Linked DNA regions of Homo sapiens: all the other regions are linked to region 3. The links are chromatin contacts, found by Hi-C or POLR2A ChIA-PET in ENCODE. All regions are on one chromosome and are shown on one strand. Each heading gives the region's core, a stretch centred on a gene start or an enhancer-like site at or near the end of the contact. The rest is flanking DNA. Distances are from core to core; before and after follow the strand shown.

What was found. A loop is a pair of places that touch in the nucleus more often than their neighbours do. ChIA-PET counts read pairs that join two places held with the same protein, here RNA polymerase II (POLR2A). Pooled maps may share reads with other maps.
Region 1: a loop to region 3 is called in a map of heart right ventricle, with 6 times the contacts of the local background. The contact joins two enhancer-like sites. A Hi-C loop is called at or near these places in 3 of 168 maps with a recorded cell type or tissue (B cell, heart right ventricle and posterior vena cava), 5 of 37 single-sample maps with no recorded cell type and 6 of 50 pooled maps.
Region 2: a loop to region 3 is called in a map with no recorded cell type, with 5 times the contacts of the local background. The contact joins two enhancer-like sites. A Hi-C loop is called at or near these places in 4 of 37 single-sample maps with no recorded cell type and 3 of 50 pooled maps.
Region 4: a loop to region 3 is called in a map of endothelial cell of umbilical vein, with 5 times the contacts of the local background. The contact joins two enhancer-like sites. A Hi-C loop is called at or near these places in 2 of 168 maps with a recorded cell type or tissue (ascending aorta and endothelial cell of umbilical vein), 2 of 37 single-sample maps with no recorded cell type and 11 of 50 pooled maps. POLR2A ChIA-PET finds 5 or more read pairs at or near these places in 1 of 52 experiments (WTC11).
Region 5: a pooled map shows a loop between it and region 3 (2.5-fold over the local background). The contact joins two enhancer-like sites. A Hi-C loop is called at or near these places in 1 of 168 maps with a recorded cell type or tissue (ascending aorta) and 4 of 50 pooled maps. POLR2A ChIA-PET finds 5 or more read pairs at or near these places in 1 of 52 experiments (WTC11).
Region 6: a loop to region 3 is called in a pooled map, with 2.9 times the contacts of the local background. The contact joins the promoter of QTMAN-AS1 here to the enhancer-like site in region 3. A Hi-C loop is called at or near these places in 3 of 37 single-sample maps with no recorded cell type and 8 of 50 pooled maps.
Region 7: a map with no recorded cell type shows a loop between it and region 3 (11-fold over the local background). The contact joins two enhancer-like sites. A Hi-C loop is called at or near these places in 2 of 37 single-sample maps with no recorded cell type and 5 of 50 pooled maps. POLR2A ChIA-PET finds 5 or more read pairs at or near these places in 1 of 52 experiments (OCI-LY7).

Annotation. Positions count from the first base shown.
Region 1 is chr2:144,377,814-144,381,484 of GRCh38, reverse strand. No RefSeq gene overlaps it. Among named protein-coding and RNA genes, the nearest start is that of QTMAN, 47 kb to the right of the region's middle. Within about 2 kb of position 1,489, at least 9 of the 41 ENCODE cell types and tissues checked have a DNase peak (open chromatin) inside an H3K27ac peak, as active enhancers do; they include heart right ventricle, where a contact is called at or near this core.
Region 2 is chr2:144,239,108-144,242,769 of GRCh38, reverse strand. The region is part of intron 1 of QTMAN (queuosine-tRNA mannosyltransferase); the gene reads left to right. Among named protein-coding and RNA genes, the nearest start is that of QTMAN, 92 kb to the left of the region's middle. RefSeq lists an enhancer at 1,742-1,821 and a silencer at 3,269-3,348. Within about 2 kb of position 1,834, at least 4 of the 41 ENCODE cell types and tissues checked have a DNase peak (open chromatin) inside an H3K27ac peak, as active enhancers do.
Region 3 is chr2:145,750,221-145,754,000 of GRCh38, reverse strand. No RefSeq gene overlaps it. Among named protein-coding and RNA genes, the nearest start is that of LINC01966, 870 kb to the right of the region's middle. RefSeq lists an enhancer at 1,917-1,966. Within about 2 kb of position 1,665, at least 12 of the 41 ENCODE cell types and tissues checked have a DNase peak (open chromatin) inside an H3K27ac peak, as active enhancers do; they include ascending aorta and heart right ventricle, where a contact is called at or near this core.
Region 4 is chr2:144,428,906-144,432,540 of GRCh38, reverse strand. ZEB2 (zinc finger E-box binding homeobox 2) reads left to right here. Exons shown (of 10, transcript NM_014795.4): 3 at 2,515-2,772. Among named protein-coding and RNA genes, the nearest start is that of ZEB2-AS1, 89 kb to the left of the region's middle. RefSeq lists an enhancer at 296-2,009. Within about 2 kb of position 1,685, at least 16 of the 41 ENCODE cell types and tissues checked have a DNase peak (open chromatin) inside an H3K27ac peak, as active enhancers do; they include ascending aorta, where a contact is called at or near this core.
Region 5 is chr2:144,454,448-144,458,559 of GRCh38, reverse strand. All of the region lies in intron 2 of ZEB2 (zinc finger E-box binding homeobox 2), which reads left to right. Among named protein-coding and RNA genes, the nearest start is that of ZEB2-AS1, 63 kb to the left of the region's middle. Within about 2 kb of position 1,744, at least 9 of the 41 ENCODE cell types and tissues checked have a DNase peak (open chromatin) inside an H3K27ac peak, as active enhancers do; they include ascending aorta, where a contact is called at or near this core.
Region 6 is chr2:143,935,668-143,939,800 of GRCh38, reverse strand. It overlaps QTMAN-AS1 (QTMAN antisense RNA 1), which reads right to left and starts at 2,734. Exons shown (of 3, transcript NR_110237.1): 1 at 2,165-2,734. QTMAN (queuosine-tRNA mannosyltransferase) reads left to right here. Exons shown (of 12, transcript NM_001376312.2): 12 at 1-1,733. RefSeq lists a silencer at 2,233-2,432 and an enhancer at 2,627-3,310.
Region 7 is chr2:144,356,363-144,360,282 of GRCh38, reverse strand. No RefSeq gene overlaps it. Among named protein-coding and RNA genes, the nearest start is that of QTMAN, 26 kb to the right of the region's middle. RefSeq lists an enhancer at 2,798-3,311. Within about 2 kb of position 2,167, at least 9 of the 41 ENCODE cell types and tissues checked have a DNase peak (open chromatin) inside an H3K27ac peak, as active enhancers do.

The DNA of each region.
Region 1 (3,671 bases), core at 240-2,739, 1.4 Mb after region 3:
TAATACTAATAAATAACAATAGTTGCAACATCAATAATAGTTCAATGTACTGAGTACCTAGCGTGTGTAAGGCACAATACTAGGTACTATGGGCTACCCAAAAATGAACATGGCAGGATTACTGACCTCAGGCTTCTTACAATCTGGCAGAGGCAGACATACACAAATAAGGATAATACCAAGTTCCAAGTGCCTTAGGAAGGGACTAATGTGGAAGTCTCAACCATGTTCCCTTCTGTACCCTGCTGCTTCCTCTATTTAAACACAAAATGACACCTTTCTCTCAATAATATGTATATTAGTGAGTGATACTATATGAGAAGCACTTTGCATGTCCTGGGGATACAGCGGTGAATAGACAATATCCTCACCTTCAGGGATGTACATTCTAGTGGGGAAAGTAGAAAACAGAACCATTTTATGGATCACTTCAGATAGTGCTGTTTTGTTGCAGGTAAAAGAAGGTGATGTGATTGTAAATGAGATGGAAGTAGCGGACAGTCAGCTGGGGGTGGGTGCAGATCCACAAAAGCCCTTGAGGGCAGTGGTGATTGACTTGAGCCTGAAGGTTGTAAAGAGGTCAGCCATGGGAAGATTGTGCAGTGAGAGTTCCAGAAGAAGAAACAGCAGGTGCAAATACATGAGGCTGGAATGAGTTTGGCTTTTTTGGAGAATAAAAAGAAGGCCAGCCTAACAAAGCATGGTAGACAAGGGAGAAGGGTGGAAGATGATGTCAGAGAAGTAGAGAAAACAGTTCCCAGGTCATGGGAAGGGTTTATAGTGTGATCTAGTACTTAGGACCAACTCCACGGAATTCAGAGGATCTGGAGGAATAGAACCTCTTAGGTCCTTTGATCCAATGTCATGTTTCCATAGGCGAGAAAACAGTTTATAAATCTATGAGGTTCGCTCCGTGGGAGCCCGAGGCCTCCTGAGTTATTCTTCTCAGTGACTTGTCCAGAAATGAGCACAGCAACCTGTTTGTGGCCTATTCATAATTACCTCCCCTATAAAAAGAACAGTAACATGACATTCTATGCCCTTCTGATTTTAGAATGAGAGGAATCTCATTTTTCAGACTCACGCAAGACCACCTGCCTTGTGTCTGGTCACAGGCAGATCCGTCAGCCTGGAAAACAGAAATTGTTTGGCTCAAAGAAAGTTTGTATTTTGGAAACGAAAGCACTAGATACAGCAAACAGGACGCCACGGTGGTACGTTACCCTGGAAGCACCTTCCCCAATCAACATGTCCCAGCACTATCCCCGCAGTTGCCAGTTTGCTCCAAACAGCTGTGCTAGAATCAGGCATGAGCAAGAGCCTCGGCCATTTCCCCTTCCTCTGAACTCCTAAAAAATACAAAAACTCACAGAGCTGAGAGAGAAGCCAATAAGAAGTAAGGAACATGCAGCAGGTGGTACCATCTGTGCCCGGCTAATTCCAGCCAAAACAATCTGCTCCCTAGAGTTCCCAGTTGTGGAGAAGGGAAGAGAATCTGACAGCGGCGGAGCCAGGGGAGGGGGTGTGGGAGGGCAAGTGCCGAGGCTATTATTCTAACACTCAGCCAGTTGGAGGAAGTAGATTATTGATGCCAGTGTACTATTATCTCTCTCCTTTTCTCTTTACAACCACGGTGGGAGATTCCTCCAAAGTCTCGCTAAGCTGGCAAGTCTCAGAACCCACACCTGTGAGACAGACACGCAGGCATCACTGTGAGTCTGTCACCACTGAGGTGGGAGGGACAAACATTCTCCAGCAAGACTGGGAAGCACAGCCCACCCCAAAACGAAAAAAAACAAGAGGGAGGAAGATTATGTTTATTTTATTTTATTTTCCTAGCAACTGAATTCCCTTCCACGCTCGTGTTCACTCTTTGAAAATTATCCACTGTTTAAAATGGGCTTATAGTCCACATGCTTTCTCCCCAGGTTGGCATTTTCTGAAATAAAATTCTTTCGCTTGATGGACTTCTTTGTGAGGGACAAATCTCCTCCCGTAGTGCACTTAAAATCATGAAATGAATCAATGCGAGCAATTCAAAGATAGATCAAATTGTCTGTAGCAATAACTTTTCCTTAAAAGAGTAATAGATAGACAGGGCCCATCCTTTTCCCAGATTGAGGAGACAGCCATGATTACAGGGTCACAGACAGACCTATGTACTGAAAAAGAAAATGTTACCCAATGCAAAATTTCCACCAGCATCTTGAGGTTAAAGTGCTATCTCCATATAGTCATCTGTCAAATGCAAATACCTGGGAGGGGTGATATTTGCCTATTATCACCTATTATCATCTTCCCTTGGCTTAATTTATCAATTCTATAGCTGAGAGTTGAACCCTGAGGGAGTGGAGCATAAGCAAGTTTGCTTTTATCAGATGAAGAGAAAGGAAGGTCTGAATTTCAGATACTGTCCCAGAAAATGGTGCACTCAGAGGTCCCTGAAAAAATAAAGAGATAGAAACATTCAGGAATGAAAGACAGGTAGAGGTGGAGGGAAAAATGGGAAAGAAGGGGGGATGGTGATCTTAACCCTCTGTTTGGACTGACTTCTGTGCTCCACCAAAATATATGTTGAAGTTCTAACCCCTGATATCTGTGACATGACTTATCTGGAAATAGGGTTTTTGAAGATGTAATCAAGTTAATATGAGGTCATTAGGGTGGGCCCTAATCCAATATGACGGATGTCCTTATGAGAGGGAAATTTGGACACGGATATGCACAGGGAGATGGCCATGTGAAGACAGAGGCAGAAATTAGAGTGATTCATCTGCACACCAAAGAAGGCCAAGGATTGCCAGCTGTTACCAGAAGCTAGGAGTGAAAAACGGGACACATTCTTCCTCAGGTCCCCTGGAAGAAACTGTCCCCCGGAAGAAACTAACACCTTGATTTTGGACTTCTGGCTTCCGGAACTGTGAGAAAGGCTTGGTTGTTTCCAGCCAGCCCATTTGTGGGGCTCTGTTACAGCAACCCTAGGAAACTCACACACTCCCAAAACAACCCACAGCCAGGCCCTTTAGCATTCACTCTCTGGCTAGGTCAAAAACTCAAGATCAATTTCTGATCTCATCATTCTCTTGGTGCTGGGGCTTTAACAGATAGAACAAATATCAGCAGGAATATCCCTTTTGGTTTTGAGATGCATATCATCAGGAAAAAGACACACTGCCTGCTCTTTTCCCCAAATGTCCTCTATAAGGTAATCCTTTTAATTAGGATAATTAAATTCTTATTACAAAGGGCACCAAAGTGCAAGCATTATCGTCTGATTTCCTGTAAAGAGTATTTTCCTATCTCCTGTTCCACATGGTGTCCATGAACAGAAGAAGCACCCAGTGAGTCAGACATTATGGTTACAGGTTTGTGGCTCATGTCAGTGCTGAGAAGAGGGAAATGAGAAAGGAAAACATGAATTGGGAAACCATGTCAGAGGGCAGGCCAAGATAATGGAAGAACCAGAAGGCAAAGGAAAAGGGTGTTGTGTGGGAACCAAAACGTTGCTTCAGGTAGGAAATGTCAGAGAAAAATAGAATAACATTTAAAATTAAGGGGCAGGGAAGATCTAAGCAGATTTTTTTTTTTAAGTTTGAATTTGATCATAGAAACTAGTGGGATGTACCCATTCCTCTAGATTCATTACTTCAGTATGATCTTCAACTTTTTCA
Region 2 (3,662 bases), core at 585-3,084, 1.5 Mb after region 3:
GGCTGGTCTCGAACTCCTGACCTCAAGTGATCCACCTGCCTCGGCCTCCCAAAGTGCTGGGATTACAGGCGTGAGCCACCACGCCTGGCCTCTTATATTTTATATGCATAACATTTTGGCTAGCTTATACTTCATTGACTTTCGGGAATTTCACAACAGTCATTGCTAACAATTGGTCTGTCTATAGTGGCCTTTGGAATTCCTAATAACTTTATGTTAATGTTGCATAAAACATTTGGCAGTCTGTTTCTTATGTAAAGCTGCTCCATGTGCCCTGAGTCAGAAGCTTACTTTTTATCCTTGATACCTAGCTTAATGTGATCAGTCAGTGTTGGTTGGATTAGTGGATGATTGAAAATATTATGTAATGGATATGAATAGCCCATGGAAACAGTAAAGAGTGGATCACACTTAACACTTTTAATAATAGAAGTAACTTTTTCTCCTGCTTGTTTTTTTTTCAGCATAACCCTTGGTTCATATTTTTTCTAGGATAAGTTCCTATGACTTGATTTTAACTTTATCTCTTTACTATCAGTTCATCAAAAATATTCTGTGAAAAAACATTTTATACTTTTACTGTACTAAAGTTAAGCTCTTCTTATTCTGAGTCACAATCTGGACCCATTTAACTACTTTAGCTTTATTTTCTATTGTGCTATATTCTCTAGCTGTTTTTTCTCCTCCTGTGCTGGAGAAACTTTTTACTCCTTGTTTCAGAGCAAGTCAAACTTCCACTTCCTGGTGTCATGCCTTGGTCTCTGAGCTCCAATCTCATGAATTTCTGAGTTATTTCTGTTTTCCACCTGCCAGTTAAGAATGAAATCATATGTGTCCCTATGTTTTGCAAAATGGATCTATCTCCAGCTAGCTCATAGCTTCGTTACTATGATTTCTTTCTTTCTTTTCATTTTTTTTTTTGTATTTTAATTCTTTTCTTTCTGGCATGTGGTAGAATGCTAAGTACTTTGTAGTCACATAGTAAATACTGTACACACTTACACACTAGGTAATATCTAGCTTTATAGTAACAAGATAAGCTTCCTCCTAAAGAAAGGAAGACAGAAAGAAAGATGGACAGAAAGAAAGGAAGACAAAACAGAAGAAAAGAAAGGAAAGAAGAATAAAAAAGAAAGATCAGCAAGAATATTTTGAGGAATAGGGAAAGAGCAGTAATTGTGGAATTTTAAAAACTTGAGTTTAAATTCTGATTCTGCTTACTAGTTTGTGATATTGGATGAGGTTCATCATCTTTTGGTGTAAAATGGTAATGATATCTATCTGACAAACCTGTAAGGGTTAAATTATATAATGTATATAAAGTGCTTATTGGCATACCCTGGCACACATTCGACGTTAAAGAAATGGTAGCTAACTCTTTTATTTTGCATGTGAGGGAAGAAGTTTAGAGAGCTGACCAAGGGTCATATAGCTAGTAAATTGTGGAGAGAAAATTGAAAACCAGGCCATTCTTACTCTAAAGCAGTGTTTTTCAAACATAGTGCATCTGAGAATTATCTGAAAGACTTGTTAAAACACTGGGCCCCACTCCAGAGTTTCTGGTTCACTAGGTCTGGGGTGAGGCCTGAGAATTTGCATTTCAAACATGTTTCCTGTTGCTGTTGCTGCTGCTACTGGTCCAGGGACCACACTTCGAGAACCAGTGCTTTCTGGCATATTTCTCAACCCTAGTTGCACCTAAGAAATCAAGAAATCACCCTGAGTAGTGTCTATAAATTATTGATGAAACCAGAATCTCTGGTTATGGGGCCTAAGTGTGGATTTTTAGGTTTTTGTTTTAAGCTATCCAGGGGATTCTAACGTGCAGCCAGGGTAGGAAGCACCACTCTGCTTAAGTGAGGCTCTTTGCAGTTTTTTTCTTAGAACTGGGTATTAAGTGAAGCAGCTGACCCTGCACCCTCCTGGGTGCTCAGTGAGGCAAGGCCTCAGTAGTGTGTCGTTTTTATGCTGTTATGTTTTAAAACAATTGCTTTGGCCTAGAATCCTTTTACTGTTTTAACCTGTTCTACTTGTTTGTGTGGACTGTTTGCATTTCTCCATCTTCACCCTCAGTGTATCCTGAATGCCTTCATCAATCTCTAGGGTGGATTTTATGTTAATATTTGGCAAAAGCCAGTATTTAGCAATAGTAGACTTGAAGTATAAAGTAAATAAAGGAATATATCTAGTTTTTAAAAAAGCAGTCACATTACAATTTAATGTACTTTCAGAATTCTGATTTTGTTCTTTTTTCTGAGATGCTTTGGAAACCTTACATTGTGTTTTAGAGGACCCAGTTATTGGTTAGAATAGGTAATGATAATTGTGCACCCAGAAGTGTATAAGTAAAAATGTCGTAGATTAATTGATAAAGGAGTCATTTTTTCTTTATAGGATTCAGTTGGTAAATATATACAAATCAAGGCATGAAATCATTTACTGGATAAGAGTGGGCAAAATACCACATAATTTCATTAACCTTTAAGCAATGAAATTATAAATCCCTATGCAAATGTTTAAGGTTATCATTGCCTATCACCCCTTTTGATTCCTACAGACTGTTAATTCTTCTCTGTCCTGCTGAGTCTTATTAAAACTTCTGACTGATGTACTTTTATTAAAAGGTTTAGAATTTACCAATTTAAAACACTTGCTTTACACTATTACCTCTAATTTAACTAGGCCCATTAAACTGCATTTTGCAAAGGGAAGAAGTCAATTGCTGTTTCTTTAAAAAATAATAAATTGAAATGAATTTTAAACTCTGCTTAGCGGTGAGCAACTGCTATATACTACTAGGCCTTTTGATAGCTGATTTGTTCCTTTAGTATGCAAATTTTAGGTTTACAGAGATCTAATGCTTTTATTTAGGAAATATGCCCAGAGGCTAGATTGGTAGGCTTTAGGGAGATAACTAGTTTGGTGTGAAATAAATAGTTGTTAAAGGATCACATGAATTGGGTCCCAGAAGATGAAGAGTAGACTGAGACAGATTGAGGAAAACTGACTGTACTTCATTTCATTTGGCTATAAATATCACTGAATTAAAAATGAAGACAATGAATGATGGCAATACAAAGCAAATTAATGAAAATAAGCCATTTTTTTGTGGGTTTTCTGAAAAGTTCTGTCTTCTGAGCAGTTTAAAGAAAAGGGCTGGGTACACCCCTAACCAAAGAAGCTTAGTTCACATCATTCTGGGAGGCCAGCCTTTTGAGAGATTGTAGCTTTAGCAGGGAGGAAGGAATGGGTCAACTCCCCTCCCACCCCCCACCAGTCAAAGTCAGCAGCATCACTTCTGGTTAGTGAGATGACAGATGTCATAGAAAACCTTACATTCAAAACAAGAGGACTCACGGATGCTAGCTTAGGTTGGCAATTGTAGATATTCTGGCTTGCAAGTGTTAAACAAATAATAATGAACTTTTAGCTTTGGGAAGTTAGTTTTAAGAGGTTATACACTTGTTTTGTAGCATTGCTCTTTTGGAATCTCTGACTTCCAAACATTTATTTTTCCTTAAATAACTGAAAATAATGAAATACGTTTCTATATTGATAGCTTGTAGCATCCACTTTTCTTTTTTTTTTCTTTTTTTTCTTTTCTTTTTTTTAACAGTGCGTATATCTGTCTTTTTGGTTGTCTAAGCAGTTAGGCCCTCAAG
Region 3 (3,780 bases), core at 416-2,915:
AAGCATTTCTCCTCTTGTAAACAAACAAACAAACAAAAAGAAAGCAGTAATTATTTTTTCAAACACTTTCCTAATATAAGTTCTGGAAACATCTGCCTTCTTTCTACACTTTGTAAGCACAGGTTTGGGGTCCAGCAAGCGGTATTTTAAAAGGGCCATGATTATCTGGTACTAGAAACAGCAGCAGCAGCTCCTAATTCAGATCTTTTAAATCGGTCTTCTCAGAATACATACATTTGGAGTATTTGAAAACTTGGTCCTCTGAGGCCTGTTCCTTCTTCTCCCTGGATCTTACCTTTAAATGGCTGAAGATATAATGCCTCAGAGACTTAAGGTGAGTGGAGATAGATTTGCTAGGTCCCAGAGTAATCAGAAAGGCAAAATAGCTTTGTAACTCTGTCTCTCTCTGCATTATTCCCTGAAGAGCAGCTGCAGCAGAGTGTGGACCCCGTGTTTGCACATGGCAGAAACTGGGCTGCCTCACATTTAAGGCCTAAGTTAGCCAACTTGTCAATGAATGCCATTAGTGCAGACGGGCCACAGGCACTCAGGGATGGAGTGGCAGGCAAGCTCAGATCAGCTAAGGAAGAGCAGGCATCGGGTGGTAACAACTTTCAGTCATTACTGACCTGGGCTCTATTCAAACCAGTGACCTAGAAATGAAGGGCTCCAAATCCCATTACTAATTCCCCGAGCCATCAAGTCTCCCCTATGGCCTGGATCTTGTCCTGAAACCCAGGTCTCCTGTTGAAATAGCATTAAGACAGCAGCCACTGCGTTGGCAGGCAAGGTTTTTAAAATAAAGGGAGGGGAGGGAATGTGCACGTAGAGAGTTGGCTTTAATTATTACTTTAAAGTTTTTCAGCTCCTTTCAACCTAAAAACCTGAACCTTCTTTAAAGTCACATGCTTGCCAGCCAGCACAAAAATGGTGTTCAAACAAGCACAGCTTTTTTATTTTGTTTGAATGGTGAAAATACACAAGCCCCCTCCCAAATCAAGGAATAATGAGAGGAAACCAAATGAGAGGAAGTTGTTGGAAAGCAAAGAAAGAGATTAAATGAGTATTGCGAGGACAAGAATATTTACTGCCAAAATAAGAAAAGGAGCTAAATGAAAGCACCCTTAAGCCGCGTTCTTCCTCACTTCTTATCTCTCTGTCACTCTCTGAATCCCTCTCATCAAAGAGGGACAATTATTTTTAAGTAAAAATGTGGGATTTTTGTCAGTGAGGTGAAGCCCATGCAAAGTGAGCTGGATTAAAAACTGCATGTAAAGTTCTGTCTCGTGTTTTAAGCCAAAAGCTCCAACTTTACAAACTGTCCTGTAGATGGGGCTGTACTCTGCAATTCTAAGATCACTGCCTCAACAATGAAGCAATTGTTTCCTGTCTCCACTTAGCAATTCCTCCCTCTCTTTCAGTTCTTTCTGCTTGCATGTTCTATTTATTTTAATGTATACCTTTGTGTAGAGCCTGTCTCTGAGTGGTTAGATACCCCGTTGATATGTGGCCTTCAAGGGGGAAAAGGGAGTGCAGCCTATTCCCATGACATCCTAAGGCTTTGTAGAGCCAAAAAAACCTTCTCAGGAACACCTAATCCTTGGGCTCTGTCCAAGTACCACAATCTCTCTGTACAACTGACATGGGCCACTTGGGACACTTGAGAGTTTTAGGTGTGTCTCTCTGAAGTCAGCCCCGGCCAAGCATGAGGCAAATGTGCCCGACCAAAGAAAATAAATTATGTGGACTCCAATTTTCAGCAGTTATGAAGTATTGAATTACACATGCAAAGAATTCACTTTGGGATTAACCCTTTGGAACCGAAACACAATCTTGTCACAATGCCTGAGAAGGGAGCATGCTCTGAGTGAGGCCTGACTTTCCAAAGACACAGAGGTTGCTGACCAGGAGACAGAGATGCTCAATGCAATAAGAATGGAGATAAATGCAAATGTCTTATGTGGGCATGGAAGAGGGTATATGTCGGGGTTCTGCCCTGTCTCTGGATAGGCTGTTGCTGGCATTGTAAAGTTTAAGGATTCACTGCAAAGGCCACTTCAGCACTTAACGGGAATGCATCTTAGCATAATTCACACAGTCCCTGTGGCTGCTTCTTCATTCAGATTTAGAGAAGTGGTTGAAAGCCACTGGAACTTGACTGAAATCACAACTACAGAACCCCTGAAACGGCATTCATCCTCCATGACTCATTGAGCGATAGAAAAGGACATCCTGTCCTACCCCTTTAAGAATTCCTAGTTCCCCATAACCGTCTGAAGCACTAAGCTGTGAGTACACGACATAGCTGAAATTTAACACATAAACCCTGGAGTAGAAAAACAAAACAAGGCCATTTGTTTTCCCCTATAAAGCTATTTATTTACCAAATGACCATAGAAAGCAAACCTCCAACAATAACAGGAAACAATCAATCTTGAAAAACTTAGGGAAAAATTTTTTTGGAGCAAAGTTAACTTTTTAATAAAGTAGGTGTCTTGGGTATGCAAAGCAGGATGTCAGGAAACAGGCAACCTTGCCCCTCTTCCCCTCAGGTTATTATCAGAAAATGTGTGATCTACAGGAGGGACACTGTTTTGGGACTGATAAGCTGTGTCTACATAAAGATCCCTCACTTATTTCACATGTGCCCTGGAGGAAATAGAACTGTACAACGATATCCCTGGGAGACACTGTGGACCTCATCCACTGCCCTCATATTATCCAATGAAGAAACTGAGTTGCTCAAAGTTGCAACAGATACAGCTAAAAGCAGTAGGACATTTTATGTAACTTATTTCTAAAACAACAAATCTCTAATCAGAGAAATATCTCTATGTCTCAGTTGCTCTTGCCTGTTCAGAGGGATGATAACTATCTTTTCAAGTACTTGCTATTTTGAGTTATATGGAATATTTTGAGACACATGTAGAGATCTGCTAAAATGATTTGAGTGATAATAACTGGGTGTATGTGTGTTAATATGTGAGAAAAAAGAGAAAGAAATGAATGAGAGGGAGAGATAAAGACAGGGAAATAGATGAAGTTTCTGACATCATATGATTGTTGGGTGGAGTAACTAATAAAAGTAATTGCTAAGCACGGTGAAATTAGACTGCTGTGTAAAGCTAAACCAGGATGAACCAAAATTTGCAAATATCATGAGACTTTTATTTTCAACAGGTGGCATTTTAGAATGCAAACTAGTAGCATGCAAGTGAGAGCGCGCTGTAAAGGGGAAGAGATGTGGGGATTTACACACTTAGGAAATCGGGGTGACTAGAAAACAATGTTTTATGTTTGCAGTCTTACAGATCCACTTATTGAGAGGAATGGCTGATTAGAAATATGCTTAGAAAATGCTTCTCTTATTTTTACTGGCAGAGGGTTAACGTAGGTTTCTACTTACAAGGTAAGAAAATCTGCTGTGAAAGGAAAAAGCCAACTGACACTGCTTGTGGACAAATGTGTGTGAGCCAAAAACTGAAATGAGGCAGGCAATAAAACCATATCAAAGCCCACCCGTTGCCCCTATCACAATATTCTTACCAAATTGTCTTGCCTTTATCAGGCCCACCCTCACTTATTTACTGAGATAAGAAAGAACTTTTTTGCTGGCAAGCACCCCAAGTTTGATTTATCATTCACAATAGGAAGACTCTGCCAAGTAAGCCTTCATAATTCCCAGCCCTTAAAATTATTATCATCATTGGGTTTAAAAATAAGGCCAGAGGTGGTGGATGTGTACGCAGTATGACTGGAAAGAAGCTGGTTTGTTGAGGC
Region 4 (3,635 bases), core at 436-2,935, 1.3 Mb after region 3:
TCAGTGCATTTAATTTTGATTGTCAGATGGTCAACCAGAAAGAGCAGAATGAGATTGTCTCATTTGAATTCAGATATAAAAACTATGTTATGAATTGTTGTACCTGGATTTAAAAAGGGGTTGGGAGAGTGGCACACCAGCATAATGGCATATGGAAATGCATATCCTAGTTAACACAGCGCTAGAAAAGATGGCATACTGCCTCTGTAAGTGAATTTGACAGCAGTTATTTATTTAGTTTAAAAGTATTTACTACTATTTGTGAGCACAAACCCTAAAGGTTGTGAAGTATTGTTGTCCTGTGAAGGTGATGGATGCTGTACTCCTGACCCTATATGGTGAGACATGACTTCATTGCTTGTTTAGATTGTTCTGATATTTGGGACTCCTCAAGGGCTGTTCATAAATCATTTATCTCTCTTTTTTTTCCACAAGAAAATATTTCAATTGTATTGCTGCAGGAACACTCACGTGTCACACGGGATATTGTGGTCCATGCAGAAAAAGACCTTAAAAGGCATGGGTTTTTTTTTTTTTTTTTCCAGGATAAAGGCCTTTTAATGCCTGTCCAGCCTTAGATAATTTTATTCACTCCTTCTGGACCTTTCTTTATTCCTCCTGTGCCCAGAGATCAGTTTTTAGGAGGTGGGTTGAAAGCTTCCCAGGCCTTAGGAGCTTTTGTTGTAGCCCCCCCATTCCCACTCCCCCCTACCCCCAGCATTCTGAAAATTTGTAAAGAATCTTCTGCTTGTTGCTAAGAAATAGTTAAATCTCAGTCACCAGGAAAAAAAAAAAGAAGCACATTATTGATTGTACTAAGGTATATCTGGACCACACAGCTAGAGCAGAGATGTTAGAATATCTCTCTTTTTGTAGATCTGAGGGCATTACCCAGCCTGAACTTGCCTAAGCCCTTGTGGTCACACCTCTTGAAAAGGTTTTGTTTCCCCCGTCAATTGGTATTCAAACCAGGTCAGCAGATTCTGTTTGCCCGGCTCCGCTGCCGTTTTCATTTTAATTTGCACCTGTTGTGCAGTTGTTCGGAAGGCAAGTGCAGACCCGCGGATTATACAAAGATCATATTATGAGCAGATATGCACGGTGTAATCTTTTTGTCCCCAGCTTCACATGACAAAAAAAAAAAATCTCTCTCTTTTTGTTCCTTTTTTACTCCCTGGGAACCTGTCAAAGCAAACAGATATGACTGACTAAAATTTGTAACTAGACATGTTTCCAGAATTCTCCAAAAGCATTATGAACCTGACACACAATCCTTTTCATTTTTTTCCTCCTTTTCTGCCACTTTTGTATAATCCGATAGCTGGCAAGAGCCACTTGAGATAGCTCAGTTGATAACTTAGCGGAGGATTGCTTTATTAGGCGCAGAGAAATCAAAATGAACCTGAAAATTGTTTGCGCTTTTTTTTTCCACAGCCTTTTTTCCCCCTTTCTCTCTCCCTCTTGTTCCCATGATGTCATGGTTCTAACTTGTTTTTTTGTGTGTGTTTCTGGAGAGTTGGGTTAACAGTTCTTGGCAATCCTGTGTGTGCGTAACGGCTGGTGTGTTTCTCTAGCTGAGCTAATGCCCCGTGTTTATTACTCTAATCTTTCTTGTCTGGTGGTAAAGTGGACAATTTATGTACTAGCATGTAGGCCGAGAGCCTGTGAGGGCTGACTAATTCAGAAACAGCCACCTTCAATTGAGTTCACAGACCTTATTTACAGGCTGTCTATTTTAAGAAAAGCTACTGAGCATTGCTGGGACTGAGGGCTGCAAAAGCAGCCCGCCGGTTCTTGTGAGTTATTTTAACATTTGTGTTGGTCTTGCCTGTGTCACTTTGAAATCTTCTGTAATTATGACACTATGAAGACATCTCAATAGTAGTATTAATGGCCCAGAAGATATGGCTTTTCCTCATTTTCTGCTTAAAAGATTAGGATATAAATGGCCTTAGCACATGACGGTTGACATAGAAGAAAGAGTGAAAATTCAGATGGAGCAGGTTTGTGTATGTGTTTGTGTATTTGGGTAAATAGATGGACGTGTGTGTGTGTGTCTACTGTTTCTAGGGAAAAAACCACAGTTAATATAGTGAAGTCATCTCGTATTTATAGTACAACATTATATAGTAAATACTTCATGTCTCTAAGCTAATAAAATTGTCTATTGTAGATCTATTTTATAAGTTTTTGTGGAGTATCGAAAGTACATATTGCAATACGTCTCTTTACATATGCAGTATAGGCATAGTTTGTGTGTCTATGTTTCTGTTGCTTTTTAGAATTTCCCATCATTTTTAGGAAAAAATTGTTTAAAATCAGAAAGAGCACCCAGCTATAATTGAAAAAGAATAAAAATGCTAAAACCTGAAGGATATTAATTATATTTTCCTGACATGGTTGAGTAATTCAGTTATGAAAATATTAATTATTTTCCATTTAACTAAACAATTAGGGGTGGCTGATGTTTCTCAACAGAGTGTTTAGAGAGTGTGTTTTGTGCTTCTTCTGCAGTGGTGAACTATGACAATGTAGTGGACACAGGTTCTGAAACAGATGAGGAAGACAAGCTTCATATTGCTGAGGATGACGGTATTGCCAACCCTCTGGACCAGGAGACGAGTCCAGCTAGTGTGCCCAACCATGAGTCCTCCCCACACGTGAGCCAAGCTCTGTTGCCAAGAGAGGAAGAGGAAGATGAAATAAGGGAGGGTGGAGTGGAACACCCCTGGCACAACAACGAGATTCTACAAGCCTCTGTAGATGGTCCAGGTAAGTGTCTAAAATCACTTGGCCTCTTCCTGTACCATCTTCACATCTTCAACTAATCTGTTCCACCTAGCAGATCGCCCACAACCAAATAATTAAAATATTTCTTTCCATTGAGCCCTTGCAGAATAGAGATACCAAAGCTGGTGACAGATTATGAAGTGATAGTAATGTTATCACATTGCGGCAGTTACATCTTAGGAAGGGATTATATTTCAGTTTTGATGCAAGTCAAACATGAACCACACTTTCAACACATAACATGAGGTATTTGCACCACATTTACAATGTGCAAATTATGTAACATGATCAAGATCTATACTTTCATGATAGGAAATGGAAGCAAATGTAAAAACTCACAACATATATATGTATATAAAAATATTTTGTGTGGAAATTATGTAGCATTTCAAACCAAATAACTGTCAGTTTAATGTAGCTTCAGTGTCTGTCTGACACCTCCTATTGGAATTCAATCGTTTAATGATTCCCTTTTGTTAAGTGTGAATGTGATTTCACACTTTTACCTGGTCAGGTAGCTTTCTTATTATTTATCAGCTAAGTACTTGATAATGATTCCTGCTGTTTGGTGGGACTCTCAAGGGAAGTAAAAATGGTCCCAGGCCAACTATAATAAAACTAAGGTAAATTATATTCAAACTAAAACTTCCGACAACACTGTGCAAACGGGAAATGTCTTGGTCTAAAATTCACTTATGACGGAGAATCGCTAAGGTATGAAATGTTTAACAAAATACAAGAAATCTTATTCCTGTGAACTTTCTCTGCTCATCTTTACATGGTAAAGTGGCCTGGAAAATTTGTTTAAATGACCTCTCTAATTCAGACCTCATGTCACCTTCATC
Region 5 (4,112 bases), core at 495-2,994, 1.3 Mb after region 3:
CAAAATTACAAAATGGTAATTTTTTTAAAATTCCAAGCTTCATAATATCCAGTATATCTATATCATTCCAAGGTGAATACTGTGATAATCAATCAATACCAGGAAGACTCCTCCAGCTGGCGAGAACTGCAAACCCTCTCTCAATGTATTCTTAGGAAAATCAGGCAACTTGTTATAGGTCTTTCCCTAGTGCCAACCTAAAGACTGGGGGGCATTTCCGATTCAATTTCTAGTCATCCAGAGTTGGTATTTCAGTTTTAAAAGTAGAAAGTTAGGTAATTTTAAGATGTTATGAAAACTTTGTTGACATTTTTAATTTGCTTTTTAAATTTACCTTTACTTCAGCAAATAAAAATACCAGAAAAGTGTGAAGTTGTGTGGTGGTGGTGGTGGTTGGGGTGTGTGTGTGTTTGTGTGTGTATGTGTGTGTATAAGATAGATAATATTAAAGTAGCAATGAAAACAGCCCAGAAATATAGGCAATTGAGGCCCAATTTCAAGTTTCTGTAGCATAAGGCATGTATATTACAGAATGTACCACATTATGTATCTGATCTCTAAATTCGCCTTAGTATAAATGCTCCAAGTACATTCTTATGACCAAGAAAAGAATGGTATTTTTAATTGAATACCTAACCTCAAATCCTGAAAGAAACATTAATTGGGACAGGACAAAATGTCAACAAAAAAGTACTTATGTGAGTTATTTAGTATACAGCTGTCTGTTCATTTGTAGAATCCATTTGAATTTTATGTTCAGAGAAATTGGGAGATGAGAGTAAATATGGGGGGAGATTGGCATGTAAATTTGTTGAGTTTTCATGAAAAAATAAAAATTTAAAAAACCTTCCAAGCAAAATAAAACCTGTTCCATTCACAAATGATGGATGTCACTGATCCCATTAATACCTGTTACATACCAGGTCCTCTTCCTTATATCTAACTTGCTTTTTCTCCCAATTTCAGTGTAGTTGCTCTTGACCTTGCCTTTGTTCTTCTCTCCTCCTTCTCTCTTCTGCCCAGGCACAGTTATGTCCACTAAACCAGATGAACAAGATTTCATACTGACACCACCATACTCTGTTAAATAGTTAAAAATCCTATTTTGGCTTTTGTTTGCTCACTTAGATTTGTACACCCAAGGTGATGAAGAGAGCACAGATAGAATCTAGAGACAAATAGTTTCTGGAGTCAGGAATCAGATCCAGATTCTAACACGAGGTGATGTGGGAAAAAGTCAGTTAAAATTTCTGAGATTCAATTTACTCATCTATAAAATCATCCTCATAATAATTGCTCCCCCCTTCAAAGGTTTGTTATGAGGAGCAAGTGGAAAAATGTCTATTAACGGGCTCTGCTGTCAGTGGATTAATGCATAAATCCAGGTATTATTATATAATCAAACTGTCCTTTTAAATGTAGAAGAAAAGGGTTTTTAAGGCACACATGAGATTCTGGAAACGTAGACGTTATAGAAAGTCTATAGGGACTAAAAATGCATTGTCTTCTATATGCATTTATCTTGCCAGAGGTACATGCAGACCTTTGGGGGGTGCTGCTCTGGCCAGGACAGTGGTGGAGAGCTCTGACTCTTGAGTGTGAGAGCTGGAACGATTGAGAAAAGACAGGAGGGAAACTTCGAGGTCAGGTGACTTCTTTCTAACTACAGCAGGTTCTCAGATCCCTAGGCTGGCCCAAGATGAGAGAACAGTCACCAAAGAGAGTCTGGCACAGTAAGCCTAAGTCTCAGTGTCATCTGATTGTGAAATCTGCTTGTTTGCATACTCATACAGTACCAGAGCTTAAGCCCTGGCCACTGTACGGATGACTGTACAAGAGCAGAATCTAAGACCAAGGGGTTGTTTTTACTAAGGAAGAAAAATTTATTAGAGTTACTTCAAGGAAATCTATTAGATTATCTCACCAAATACATTAATAGCATCAATTATTGTATTTTACATAATTTTTTTTACACCAGATACACAGTATATTAAAGAATTTGTGGAAGTCCCCCATGTGAACCAGTATTAACCATGATAAGAGTAATCAGGACTGGCCCAAGAAAGGTAGAAATGAGAATTTATAAACTTGTCTAATTCTCATTGCTTGAAGAAAATTGAAATGAAAGAATCCAAAAAGGGATTTATGAATATTTTTTAAAGCTTAAAAAGCCCACATACTTATCATCGAATTGTCTGCTTACGATAGGAGCTGGAAGAGTCCCTTATATCCACTCAACTGTACTTACATTTTAAATGGTTGTTTTCCTTTCTCTTACACTACTACAAGAGAAAGGAAATGCCTAGGCAAATAAACTCAGTTAAAATAACTTTATGGTTGTGACACAGTTTGACAAAAGCAAAGGAAATTCAGAGTCACTGCTCACACTGTATCCTCAGCTGATTCCAACTGTGGAAAATAAAATGCTTTAAAAAAAAAAAACAATGGAACAAACTTGGGATGGATTTAGTCTTAGTCTTAGAGGCAGCCTTCTTAAATGCTGAATCTCTGAGTTCGCCATCTTTAAGTTCTTATAAGAGTTGCAATATCTGTATTCATCATAAATCTAGTCAGAGTTAAAGAAGAGTATTTGGTTAAGTACTGCTTGGAAAATATGTTGTCCTTTTTTAAGATTATGTGATTCTAACTCAAAGCTGTAACTTCTTGGGGGTTAATAACCTACCTTGAGATATACTTTAAGTAATAATAATGGCTTCTTGGGATTAGGAAAGATATTAAACTTACCCATTTCCAACGATCCTGTACTATTGCAGGAGAGATGTGGGGAGGGAGAGAAAGAGAAAGAGAGAGAGACGAGAGAAACATTTTGACCAAAATTCCATATTCACTATTGCTATGCAAATTATAAACCTAACAGAGAGGTGATGTATCATTTTTATTAAACTTATGCTGCACAAATAGTGTTTACATAGAAGAGTATAAAGTTAATTCCCTCCCGGGAAGCATTTCTAAAAAATATAAATTGTATTTTGAGAGTTAATCAATTTGTTTTTTCTCTTTTGGCATTTTAATTGAAGCTTCCAAACCGTATGCTTCCTCAAAGTATCAGAAGGCAAATATCAGTCGTGTGGTTATAAAATCAACTCTTAATTTTCTTTCAATGAAGTAGCAGATAGTCAGCTTGTAAATTTTACCTACATTACTATGGAGCTGCAGTGCTATAAATTCAAAACAGTGTGCAGGTTGGTGGAAATTGAGGTCCAGGCAGCAAGGCATGTCCATAAACTTTTCTCAGGTTATTGGAACAGAACGAATCAAAAGCGGTTCCTGGTTGTATGATATTCTCTTTTGATAGAGCAGGCTGCTTGTTGTTAGCAATCCAAGTGCAGAGGTTAGTCAGAGCAGAATGTAATTTCTAGCAATCTGACAGACCTGCGGATTGAAGCGGCAGGTTTTCCCTTCCGATTTCAGGGAATTGCTTCTTACTGTGACAAATGATTAGCTGTTATCTCTGACTGAATTTGATTTCTACAAGCAGCTGAGTCAGGTAACTTTGCAGCGTTTGAGGGGGTTTTTTACAGGAAATGAAATCGGCTCCCTAGTCATATGTGGACCAAATGAAATCTTCTCTGTCAGGGCAAAATTGTGCTTTTGGTTAATTGAAGGCAGATTTAGCATAGAGGGTGTGTGTGGTGATGTGTGTGCAGGGTGTGTGTGTGTGATGCTCTGATGGTGTAGGCAGGCACACCCATGTGTGTACATTTACAGGAACGAGGGATCATTTCATGGATTCTCTCCCAACTTTGAAAATCCTGGGTTCAAACAAAATCCCTACATTCTGAGCAGGGTTGAAGCTTTTAGAATAAACTATAAGTGGAGACAGTCATGTGGGTGTCAGAATAATGAGCCTTCATATAAGGACATCCTGTTTCAAAAGAGTTTGAACTGCAATATTAATCAAAACACAATAGATACTCACTGAGCATGGTTTTCACAAAAGTATTCATCAAAGGGCAGCTGCATTCAAAGCAAGAGATTTAGGTAAAATAAGTTAATCCTTGATCTCATCCAGGTTTGTGTGTAAATTTTGAATAGGGAGGGGTTCTAGTGATAGCAAGCGTCCTCTGGATGATAAAACAAAAAACGTGGCA
Region 6 (4,133 bases), core at 1,485-3,984, 1.8 Mb after region 3:
ATGTTACATTAAGAAGAGCTGAAATTGAGAGGGGGAGGTCTTGAGTATTTTACTAAGTGGATTAATGTCCTCTTCCTCGGGTGTCTGAAGTTGCAGATTTTAATTTATTTGGTGCAGGGATTTATTACAGAATTCTTAATGGGTGGGGAGATAAACAGGGACAATTATAAGCTCTTAAGAAGAAGAAAAGAGGACCATATAATACTTTCTATAAATTTAACTGTAATAAACAGGGTTTCAAGCTATGGACAAAGATAGTCAAAAAAAGCATTTATTCCATGATATAGGACTAAAAGGGAAATAAGAGGTGTGTCCAAAAAACTTAAAGACCAAAACAAAGAAAGAAAAACCCACATAGATGTGTGATGCCAGGATTTTGAATGACTTGGGAGCTAGTTATTGCCGCTCTCCTTTCTCCACCCATTTAAAAAAATAAATCATAACTCTGGCATTTAAAAACCTACTCATGAACATCATTTATTAATATAAACTTAATCCTGTGCTATTCTTTGGTGGGTGGTAAGAACATGAATTAACAACAACTGGACTAAAACGATGGCAACAGGATGATCCACTCAAACACAGGAAAGCTGTAAGAAAAAGAAAAACTCCTAATCTGCTCTTTCACCTTACTTATTTTACAGAAGGAGAAAGCCAAAAAGGGGAGAGCATGTGGCTAAACCACAGAAAGACTAGATGCCTAAAGGAAAAATTTTAAAGTGTTCCTAAATAGGTATTAGAAGGGGAAGGGGGATGTAAAGCTTATGTGATTTACATCATTTTGTTAATCTGCTAATCTACTTCCCTGGAAGGTGAGAAAGAGTGTTGTCTGCCTTCTGCAATTGAAGAGACTAGGGCAGAAACTTAATTATGTTCTTACCCTGTGTATACCTGGCTGTCATCTGGCTGGCAACTAGTCCACAAACTATTGGTTCAGGCATTTGCCTGGCAATAATGTTAGCCATCATTTAAATTGTTAAATATGGATCAGAAGATCTCTAAGAATTACTGATATGCAGCTATTAATACTGGATGTAAATAATATTATTTGGGGTGTGGGTAAATCATTTGACTGGAACCACATTTAAAAAAAGGACTTGGAAATTTTATTTTTGAAATGCTGTTGGGGAGATGGCATTGATGAAAAAAAAAATTGAAAATGGAAAAAAACATCATCTACAAAGAGATGGGTAAAAATGACTAAGCAAAGAAGCCTTGTCACCTTCGACCTGATGCTTCATTGTATCAGAAGAAAGTAAACAGATTGCTAACAAAGAGACCACCCCTTCTAATTTCCAAAACCGGCCCAGCAACAAGAGGGAGAAAATAGAGAAGAGTGCACTGCGTGGTGGCTCAGGGTGATCCTTTAATTTGAGTGTTAAAAATGAGGGCACAGACCTAGAGGTTTTTAATGGTCCGCGGGTGGACTTCAGATTCTGAACACTCCTCCACCTTCTGTGGAGAATTCGGGACACGGTGGAGTTTAACCAGTATCTTAAATCCCAGGGACAGGGTGGAGATTGCTTTGTGATCCTGATTAATTAAAAGGAAAGAAATCAAAGCAGACATCTCTCCTTTTTCCATTTGAGCCGCAGAGCCATGGAGGGGAACTTGTGCTCTCTGGTGCTTGCAGCTATGTTCCCTGGCTTTCATCGTCTTGGCTTTTCCCCTTGTATTTCTAATGCTGTGATACCAGGCCAATAAAATGGAATCTACAAAACTGCAAAACAAAATTGTGTGTATGTGTGTGTGTATTAGAATTTTACTGAAGATAATTGCAACACTTTAAGCACAAAATTTTTAACTTAAAATGTATGAGTAATGAAGTTTTAAGAAGCAAAATGTGCTCAAGCGGAGTATTTGTAGTCCCTTTTTTGTAAGAGGTTCCCCAGACCTCTGGGTGCATCAGCAAACTGTCCTACACGATGGAGCGTGCAGCTGCAATTTGGCCCCGGGCACCACCTATCCAGAGTTACTACCTAATGCATTTTACATTTGCACACATTGTCAAGGGGTGGGGGGCAGCTAAGAAGGGGCCTCCCCCCCACCCCCCAGCGTTCTGTTTCCTTTTGTCGCGGCCGTCAGCTGACACGTGGAAAATGTGGTGTACGGTTTTGTTTGCCTTTTATCTGTAATTAAGGATCCCTTGTCTGGGGCTTGCTACCTCTTTTCTTTCTGCCTCCCTGCCGCTCGGGTCTTCCGCCCTCGGTCAGGTCTGGCCTGGCGCACCGCAGCCTGGGGACTCCGGGTCGCCGGGCGGAGAAGCAGGCAGTGGGCGCAGGGACCTCCGCGGAGCCCGGCGCTCGCCTGCCGAGAGAGCGCACGCCCCGGCACGCCGGCCCCGGCTCGCCCGAGCCCCCGACCAGCTAGTGCCTTGCGTCGGGGCAGCTGCGCCCGCGTTGCCCAGAGCGGGTCGCCTTGCCGCGCGTCCGTTCCCTCCACACCGCTGCGCCTGAGCGGCCAGCGAGCCCGAGCTCCGGTCTGCGGCGGCGCCCGCCCTCGACGCCTAGCTCAGTCTCGTCCAGAGCGGTGGGGGGAGTTTTCTGCACCTTTCAGGCGCGGGAACATGTCGAGGGACGGGGGAGGACGTTGAGGTCACGAAGTCATCACCCACTCCTCTCGGCTGCGTGGGCGCTGCGGGAGCGCAGAGCCGGAGCACGAGGGGCTCGTCCCAGGGCGCGGGCCCCGCCAGCCCCTGGCGCTCCCACCCGCGCGCACTCCCTCGCACACCCGCGCTGGCACGCGCACCCTGGCGCGCGAACTCCCTGCCACGCGCGCGCTGTCACGCACACACACCGGCACGCACCCGCCACGCTCGCGCCGACACTCCCAGGCTGGCACACGCACACGCGGTGGGGACCCACCCCTGCCCGGGTTTGGCTGCGCCGGGCTCGCGTGCTCTCTCTCGGGCACCCCCGGGAAGGGAGCGCAGCTCGGTGGGCCGGCACCCTGTGCTTTATGCGTCTGAGGATTTCATTGAACTCGGTTCCCTGAGTCGGCCAGGCTCAGTCCTCAGCGAGGGAATACGATGAAGACGCACTAAGCAAAACCAGAAACACCGATGCCTACTACCTTTTCAAAAAACATAACTTGCCCTCAGCAATCCCGCGAAGGGGAGTGGGGATGGGCACGGGGACTCTCCGAAAGGGATTTTATCTACACAGTTTAGAATAACTCCTGTCTCTGGTATGTTCGGATATGTGATTTAAATCTCACCCCCCGGACGCTTTCTTTTTCACTTCACACCTGTATATTGAAATACAAACCTCATTTCTCCTCCTCACCACCAACTGGTTATTTAGGAGGAGTGGAGAAGAGGAGTTAAGCAATATTGGGGCAGGAGAATATTTAGAAGCATTACATTGATTTGTCACTCATTTGCTCTGATTAGCTTTTTGAAAACTTGTGAAGATATTCCTATTTTGAAGCTTGTATTTTGTTAAAAGCCTCCCTCACACTGCCGTGATTTATCATTATTTATCTGAGTATACACACGTATGTATAGGAGAAAAGGAATGCTGATCCTTCCTGATTTCAGCAGTGCCGTTTTCCTTTCTATCCATGTGGTTTTAGCATAATTTTCTCCCTCTTTCTCACCAATAGAGATATTATAGTACGCAAAAGCAGGGCACACCTGTGACCAAATACAAGCAACATTAGCCTGGAGTGTTTGCGAATACTCCTTGTCATCTGTCGCTCAAGATTTCCCCCCTCAGATTTGAAATATTCCCCAAACTGGTTTAAAGGTGTGAGCGGGTGGGTTAACACGTGAGAGCAGTCCAAAAGTAAAGCGAGGTTGGGAGAGGGTGGCCTACATAAACCAACTCTTGGAAGGCTGAACAAGAACGCATGGGAAGTGCATTAAGAAGAGACTGTAAACAATGATAATCAGGGCTTTCAAAAATCATAAAACGGATTGAAATATCTGATTCATTATTTATTCATCACAGCGCAACTTTGCGAATCTGAGAATAGTGTTTGGAAACCAAGTGCCTTCTATTTAGTACATCAAATCAGCAGATGGGTCTCCCTTCCAAACTGCGGCTAAAGGGTTAAAGCTATAATTTTAGAAAAGAATCTTAGGAAATGACACTCAGATCTAATATATTTCCTTTTCTTTCTGGCAATAATAT
Region 7 (3,920 bases), core at 918-3,417, 1.4 Mb after region 3:
AAAAAGATTAGGCATTCATCTAAAAGAATAAATAATTACTAAAAGAATTCAATTGTATCCCCATGGCTGAACTGCAGAATTCATGCAAGCAAAGTGACATTTCGCCCATGAAAAAGATTTTGTCAAGATCAGGTTTGTTCTTCCCTACATGTTTTCTCCATTTCACTCTTTTTGGAAGTGGACCAATAAATGTAATTCCTACAGTTGGCAATGTATCCCCACTTATCCTCATCAAAATTCAAGTCCTGGTGTAGGCCAAAATTCAATCCTGGTATAAAAGGAGGGAGCTGTTAACACCCCAGACTGACTCTGAGGATAATCCCACAGCTACTTTACCCAGAGGAAATGAACATTTATTGACCACTTACATTTATTGAGCCAGGCTCATACTTGCTAATGCATCAGTATATCATTTGTTCATTCATTAATTCAATCAATAAACACTGTTTGCCAAGCACCAGGAATACCAAGAAGAATGGGTCACGGTCTGTACCTGCAAGAAGCATGGTCTAGTTCTCTAATCCATATCATTCAATCTGACAATAACTGAAAGAGAAGAAACTGGAACTCAGTAAGTTTAAACAACTTGTCCCATGACAGAGGCAGCATTTATGCTGAAGTCTATGAGACTCCAAACTCTATTCTTGCTCCACTGTCTCCTTCTTGTTGCCGAATAAAACATTCTTACACTATTTAGAGTGTGATGGTGGGAACTGAAATGTCAGTAAAATACTCAATATTCAAATGCCATGATGGATAGTCTAAAATGCTTTTTTTTTTCTTTCTGTTTGTCTATTGCTTAAACAAAAGATGCCTACTGAGGGTTCTTTGCCTTCATCACAAACTAGGAAAAGAGACAAAACTATATTTTTTGCTGAGTAATGTCGTAGTCATTTGTTGTTGCTGGTTTTCACTGGAGTCCTAACTGAGCAAGCCGTAACACTGACACACAGATTCAGTCAGGGCTGATTGTCTTCAACACTGTGCTAGCTGATGTCCTTGAATGTAACGCAGCTCACATCTTCACAGTACATCTCTCCCCCTGAGGATTCTTAGTACTAACTCCTATTATCTATGCATAAATGCTGATGCTAGATCAGGACAAGCATTTAGTTATACTGCAGGGGCACTTTGAATGAATGACCTGGGGCTTGGCTGAAGACCAAGTCCATTGGAAACTCCCCTCTAAGCTGTGCATTTTTAGGCTGTGGTCATCGTTGGGATTTCCCCCCAAAAACTTCTCTGTCATGGCAGAAATGTAACAGCCCCCATTTTAGAATAGTATACAAGCCTGGATCTCAAAGTAAGTATGAAATGATTTGCTTTACATCTTGATGGTTCTATTCTTCTTAAATCCTTCCTCATTCTTAAATGTTTTTCTATTTGCATATTCTTAAATCTTTTCTTATTTGCATATTGAAGTCTTCTTGTAAAAGTGTCTGCTTTTCCCCAAAAATGATACACTCAACATTTCCTGACAGTCTATGTCCCATAGAATTCTAGGTACTTTTGGTTTATTATAACCAAGACTAAAGAGAAAGTTTCCAAATAGCATCTGACAGGCTTCTAAAGTCATAAGAGTTACAGACTAAATGTTTAGTCAAATACAATGATACAATTCATGTTTCTAGCAAGCTGTCTCTTGGTTAAAAAGCTGGACTAAATTTATATATAGAGAGAGAGCCACAAAAAAGCCATACTCAGAAACAACGGATCATGCATATTTAAGTTGTTGGTAGAAGCACTAGATGACTGGATTCTATCTGTTGCTCGGTATAATAAAATTTTAGGCCTTGGAAATGGTTCCAGGAATGGCAGACTGTTACGAAAAAGAAAAAGATCCTCACTGGTAGAAGTGTATCAAACTATCTAAATTATTCAAATTGTTTTATTTTTCCAAATAGACCTACTACCTCTAAGTATACTAGAAGACCAGAAGTATATTCAGAAATTACTGGTCAAAAACTATCTGTGACCCAGATACTGTTTGGATTTGCATGAGATGTTTCCAAAGCAGTCCGGGAAAGCCCACAAATTCAAAGCAGCCTCTTTATCCTCACCCCATTTCTGCTGAGTCCAAGAACCTTATTTCATTTCCTGCATGGTAGGCATTTTTTAGGGACTAGGTAAGCCATGACATCTGCACTGCTTTCTGAGTCATTGTCGTGAAATGATACATGCTTGGGTGTAGTGCGGCTACTTGGTTCCCAGAGAAAACAAACAAACAGAAGTCAGCTAGGAACTTGAGTCTTGCTAAAAACAAAGACAACATACAATTCCAAATTTTTAATTTATTTTTTAAAAACAGAGCCTTTGGCTTTCAAGTTTCCAAATGATATTTTCTAACCCTGGGAAAATATTTTAAATGAGATCTTTAGCTCTGCATGCCTCATTTCAGACCATTCCAATTTGTCAAAGGGGACTGGTCAGGCATCTTCTAAGCAGGTCTGTCTTTGGAAGATTAAGGCGTAAACCTCTGATTATGATAGACCAGGGGGGCACATATTCATGTAAAATTCCCTTCATTAGGATAGCTTGAAAAATAATTTCATCATTTTGTTATCTAGAAAAGGGTAAATATTTCATCTATTAACTGTCATACATAATTGTGAGCTAAGTCCTAAAGAGTTATAAAGATGAATAAGATATAGTCCCTGTCCTCACAAAAGTTAAGAGTATGGTGGCTGGGGGCAGGCGCTCACGCCTGTAATCCCAGCACTTTGGGAGGCCGAGGCAGGCGGATCACCTGAGGTCAGAAGTTCGAGACCAGCCTGGCTAACATGGTGAAACCCCATCTCCACTAAAAACACAAAAAAATCAGCTGGGCGTGGTGGCACGTGCCTGTAGTCTCAGCTACTCAGGAGGCTGAGGCAGGAGAATCACTTGAACCCGGGAGGCGGAGCTTGCAGTGAGCGGAGATCACGCCGTTGCACTGCAGCCTAGGTAACAAGAGCAAAACTCCATCTCAAAAAAAAAATAGTAAGGCGTATGAAGATGAGGATGAGGCATGAATACAGAAGTCCGTAACATTAGTAAATTATGAAATTGTAAATATAGTACATAGAGATTTCAGAGGTAGACAAAGAAAATAACGTAAGTTAAGTCTCCTATTAGAGGAGAGTAGAACGTATGTAAGGATCTTTTTCAGATTTCTTAAATCTTTGAAGGAAGAAATAGGAGCTAGAAGTATTACTGGGAAATTACTGAACAACAAGAACAAAAATTCAAGTAAATAACTAGTCCTTCATACCAACATCTCCTGTGAGGAACAAAATTTAGTAGAAAACTTTTATCAAGTGCTTATATTATGCTAGGCATTCATATCCTAGTACCATTTGCTTTATTTTTAAGATGAACTGATGAGAGATCAAGTGACTTACCCAAAGTAACACACGTAAAAAATGGTAGAGTCAGGATTAGAAGCAAAGCCCAGCTAGCTTTAACCATGCAGTCTTGCATAAGCAAAGGTTGAGGAGGAGAGGAAAACACGAGGCATGCAAAACGATTTAAGAATTAATAGCAATCTTAGGCTAGGTTATTCTGTGGTAACAAAAAGCCCTCAAGTCTTAGTGATTTATGAAAACAAAGGTCATTCCTTGTTCACATTGCATGTTGGCTGCAGGTCTGCTGGGGCTGTCTGGAGTTCTCTTCACTCTGGAGTCCAGGGTGAAGGAACTACTCCATCTTGGACACTGCTATGGCATGACAAAAGGGAAAGCCCCTTAAAGCTTCTGCTGGGAAGTGGAAAGTTATCACTTTTGCCCTCATTTTGTTAGCCAAAGTTAGTCACATGGGCAAGCCTGATGTCCATGGGGGAGGGCGTTTAGTTCCCCTTAGGGAGGAGTAACAAACATTCTGAACAAGAATGCAATCTGTCACCATCTGCCCTCTTGGTCACATAATACTACTCCCTACTTTTG